Regions from separate parts of the Homo sapiens genome. Here region 1 is linked to region 2. A link is an interaction called in ENCODE POLR2A ChIA-PET data of the cell type or tissue named here. Cell type or tissue: MCF 10A. All regions are shown on one strand.

Region 1 (2,500 bases), 76 kb after region 2:
CGGAGTATTCTTGACTGGGGAAGGGCCGGGTTACCAGGCGCCATCGGGCAGTCTAGACACCTTGTCCTGGCTATGCCCTGGAGACTCACAGTCCATATGCCACCAGACAGCAAAGGGATTATGAGACTTGAAGGCTTGGAATAAACACACATAAAATATGACCGGAGCCCTGCATTTTTAGCTAATAACTTCAGTGGGTGAGGAATTGTGGGCTGGCTCAGAGATGGCTGCTGTTAGCACCATTTGCCTTTCTGCTTCCCTAGAACTTGCTGCTGTTTGGCGAAGGGCTGCAGTTTTGCTGCCTAACTTCTGAGAGACACTCCTTATTCACTTTCATGACTTTCCATACTTGCTGTCCCAGGTGGGTAAGCTCAGGAGCTAGTCTGTGTGTCTGATATTAAAATAAAACAATCCAAACAGTCCTCCTAAAATTAACATTAATACCACTGGAAACATTTATTATGCAAATAATTCAGAATAAGGCAAAGACCACTTGGATTAGCTTGCTCTCAGTTTGATATTTTGGTTAAATGAAATTATTTTATATTTATATGTTCTTTGTATTTTTAAAAGTACATATAAAAATAAAGGACCCAAAAAAATCACACTATTTTCAGGTCTCTGATATAACTGGTACGAAGATATTTGTTGTTCTAATCTTTCTGGAAAGCAAACTAGGTGAGTGTAACCAAAGTTATAAAATTATTCGTAGCTTCTCTTATCCCTGGCTGGTCAATTTTAGGACTCTATCTAAGGAAATATCTTCTCTCCCGGAACAGGGAAACTAAAAGTGCGCTTCATGGCTGAACATTTATAATCAGCTGAAGTGGAAGCCTGTGAGGGGTGTGGCCAGGAAGGCTAGTGTGTTACATAGGACTGAGGTGTGGCACTAGGAAGCAATGCTGCCTGGGTTGTTCTCTGAGGAGAGGCTGTGAGGGGAGGAAAGGGTGCTCCCCAGTTGGTGTGTACACCCCAGATGGTGTGTACATCGTGATTCTGACCACGTGGCTGAGAGCCACCTACAGTTTTTACACACTCCTTACTCCAGCAGCTGTAGGTGGAGTTTCTCTGGGAGCTCATTAGGACTCTCCTCACACTGGGGGTTGGGGAGGGGTTCCTGACCATCTTCAAACCTGGGCCCCTATTGTTCTAAGTCTGTGTCTCTATCAATTTAGAACAATGTAAAGGGGGTGAATGTTTGTTTACTTACTTATTTCTTTGTTTCCCTCTAAAGTTGCTTGAATTTATATAGAAATAAAACCATGTTACACGTTATAGTGGTTCTTTTTTTAAGACCTTGAGTGTATGATCTTGTACTATTTAGAAAAGCAGGCTGAGTGTCTACATGCTTCAGAGTGGCTCAGCAGCTGACATCTTTCTCTCAACTGAATATGAATAACTTGCATTTTTAATTAAAAATCACAGATTTATTTTTGAGATTCCTGAAGTTCTTGGATTATAAAATTCCCCAATTCTGGACAGATTGAGGATTTTATGTAAGCTAAGGTTTTAAAATGAGGATTTCCAATTGGTAGAAAGTAATGTATACATGTGTGTCCAAATTCTTTTGTGCTGAAACTTAAATAAATGTTGATGAGCTTTCACTGGTGAATGTTCTAGAGGATTGCAGGAAGGCTGGTTGTTGAAGAGCCACACACTTTCTACCTGTACGTGTGTATTTACACATGGCCACGTGCATTTTACTACCCTCATGTATATAGTCAAATAAATACATGTGCATGTGTACACACATTCTTTCATATCACTTCTTGTCTGATTTGGCACCTTCCAAAACTCATTTTGAGGTGCCAGAATAAGTTTTATTTTGGCTTTTAGATGACAGCCTCCAGAGGAATGGCATCCACAATTACTCTTCGTCTCTGGGGGCAGCAAAATGTCCACAGCACTTGGGAACAGTCGGGTCAGTTGGAGTGGCATGCCCCCAGGAAGACAGAAACCTTCTTGTACAGTTGTCTGTTTTTATTATCATAGACAGGTGGTTGATAGCTGTTTTATTTCTCCCAAATATGGCTTTCGTTTTGGAGGAAAAACTTGGAATAAGTAGTGACTTACTTCATAGATGCTCTGCCCTTCTCCCCGACCCCACCAGTGGAGGGTGACATTGCTCCTTCAGCTCCCCACTTCTCAGCTCTGGGACATCGGTGAGTTCCCCAGGAAGGATGCGGACGAGGACAACCATGTACCTGCCCTAAGTGGGGAGACCAGGCGTGTGTACAGATAAACTTAATAGAGAGGCAAAAATGAAGCATGTCAGAAACACAGAAGTGCGGAGATTGTTCAGACCTCTCTTGGGTGATTACAGTGGACTCCTTATTGATCTTTTAGCTAATAAAATGAATGGAAAAATATTTCATAAGTGTACAATATGCAGTAGGAAAATAGAGTACTGTTTACTTAAAAGTCTGAAAAACACTGCTGTACTGCTTCCGTGCAATCACAACTGGGGTTTAGACACCCACTATCTTATCTTGTCTATTCC
Region 2 (2,500 bases):
CCTCAGCCTCCCAAAGTGTTGGGATTACAGGCGTGAGCCACCACGCCCAGCTGGGCAGGTAATTTCTGATTCCAGGGCCTCCCAATGGGACACTGAGAGAAAACACAACTGGGTTGACTCAATAAACAGGGACTATTTGCCAGCTAACGTTTATTGTGCATCTCTATCAACTAAGCGCTCTGCATTCTCAAACTGTTGAAATTCCACATGTATGACAACCTCTTCTGTATTTGTGTATATCAGGCATGGACTCTTATTTTCCATGGAGTTTGAGTTTGCTAGCTTTCCCATTAGTACTTACACAAAGAAATGTCGGTCAGCCTCCCCAGGTTCCTCTTCCTGGCCCTTCTCATCCTCTCAGGGAGCTGTCACTATAGGCAGCCTCAAATTCACAGCCTGTCTCTTGTAGCTGTTTCTGGGCTTGATCCTCCTAAGCTTTGTACTTGAGCCCGTCACTTTGCATAAAAGGATGTTCTTGACTACATTGCCACCTTTTGTTCCTTTCATCAAATGGAAATTACCTTTGTTATGAAATCATTGGTTGACATATAATTTACTCTTGCTGTGATCTGGTAGAAAATTGTACATTAAAAGAAAACCTCAAATACAACAGCACTCAAGTTGAAAATGTCCTATTATTTCCTAAAGAGAAGGACAAAAAGCGAAAGATATCAGAAAATATTGTGAACAAATGGAAGATTTTCATTAGTGTTGGATGACTAACTCAGCACCGATGGCATTCCAGTGGCTATAATTTAGCTCCACACTCAGTTGGCAGTATTAAATGCTTCCCTTTGGTGCACTTTTGTGGCTGAAGCGACGGCCTCCTATGTGTTTTGTGTGCAATTTCTCCTTAAATCAGCTGCCTACCATTTTGTTCCAGTTCACAGTGCCTTTTGGCCCCAGGATACAGTGCAAGTCCAAAGGAGGCACTAAAAGTGATGTGGTTGAATGACAGTTAAGTCATTTGCAAGGTCCTCAGCTCCAGCTATGAGGTTAGCACTAGACAGATCAACTTTTCATTCTTGGCTTGTGCCTCTGAGGTTTCCTACATAGCTAGCATTTTCAGTTGGTTAAATTCCTATTTATTTCATGGATTAGTCATACGTACCAACAGTGAGGGTGCTTCTTAGCACAACGGAAAGTCGTTGCTGGAGGAAACATTGTGGTTTATCTAATCTAGTTGTTATTTTTTAGATTAGGACATTAAAGCCCAGAAAAAAAAAAAACTGATCAAGATCATATGCCTCCCTTTTTTTTTTTTTTTGCTTTAATTGATAATTCTTATCACAGTGCCCCAACTGCCTCACATGGCAGGTGTCTTCTGTACCTTTTGTATTCCTCACAGAGGCCAGCTTGGAAGATGGGCCTACTCTGTTGAGTGCGCATATATACTTGGAGGATAAATAATCACGACTACTTACTAAACATGAACTACTAGAAGTGTTTTTAAAATATTATCTATAGTCCTCAGAACCACCCTACAATGTATGTAAAAAACACATGTTACAGATGAAGAAACTGAGGTTGAGAAGGCTGAAATAACTGGAAAAAGATTGCACAAATAATGAATCATAGAGATGGGATTTCAACTTAGATCTATTAGCCCCAAAAGTGCATGCTTCTTTCACAATAACAGTCTCACTTGCAAACACTATAGGTTTTAAGATGCAGTTAATACCTATCATGAAATTAAGAAAAAAATAGTAAAAGAAAGTTTTTTAAAAAAATGCAGTTAGAATTCTTAGGATTTCAATAGAAGCAACATGGTTCAATTTGTGTCTTTCTGTGGACAGTTATGTGACCTGAATCCTAATATTAGCTCAAGAGAGCTGAAGACTCATAGTTTGTAAATAGCTTGCAACAGTCTCAACAAACAAAAATAAGCTCTACAAGTCCCGGGGCTGAAGGGTTATGAATCTTGGAGGAAGATACGAGTTCATCTATACTTACTTGTACAGGTTGTAATTCTCTTTCATTTACCTTAGAATATGAAAGTCGGAATTACAGGAGCTAAATAATTGAAGGGTCTCAAAGGCTCAGTCGTATCTCCCTCAGAGTACTTTAACAAAAAGGAATAGCTCTCCAACATTAAAATTCCAGGCTTCAGTGCACATGAGGAAGAAGTGGTTCTCAGAACAAGGGCATGGTTTGTTCAGAGTGATAGACAGTATACTGGTCCCCAAAGATGTCCCATCCTGGAATCAGTGAATCTGTTAGGTGATATGGCAAAGGAGAATGAAGGCTGCAGATGTAGCTAAAATTATGGATCTGATGACCCTGAGATGGGGGGATTATTCTGTACTATCTGAGTGGGCCCAATGTAGTCACAAGAGTTCATATAAATGGAAGAAGGAGGCAAAAGAGGAGGGTCAGAGGGATCTGTGATGATGGGAGTAAAGTTGGAGTGATGTGATGAGAGTACCCAACCTGGCATTGCTGGCTTTACCAATGTGAGAAGGGGCCATGAGCCAAGGAATGTGAGCAGCCTCTGCAAGCT

What was found. ChIA-PET counts read pairs that join two places held together with the same protein. Peaks named below come from ENCODE experiments on the same cell type or tissue, not always from the same donor. Only the 100,000 strongest peaks of a DNase experiment are listed, where the experiment ranks them.
Region 1: POLR2A ChIA-PET joins it to region 2 with 5 read pairs; 2 of 35 experiments call an interaction of 5 or more read pairs at or near these places.

What each region holds. Positions count from the first base shown.
Region 1 is chr1:232,965,949-232,968,448 of GRCh38, forward strand. The region is part of intron 3 of NTPCR (nucleoside-triphosphatase, cancer-related); the gene reads left to right. Among named protein-coding and RNA genes, the nearest start is that of NTPCR, 17 kb to the left of the region's middle. In MCF 10A, no CTCF peak of the experiment used is centred here; no DNase peak of the experiment used is centred here.
Region 2 is chr1:232,890,272-232,892,771 of GRCh38, forward strand. The region is part of intron 4 of LOC101927711 (a long non-coding RNA gene); the gene reads left to right. Among named protein-coding and RNA genes, the nearest start is that of NTPCR, 59 kb to the right of the region's middle. In MCF 10A, no CTCF peak of the experiment used is centred here; DNase peaks (open chromatin) are centred at 1,060 and 1,590.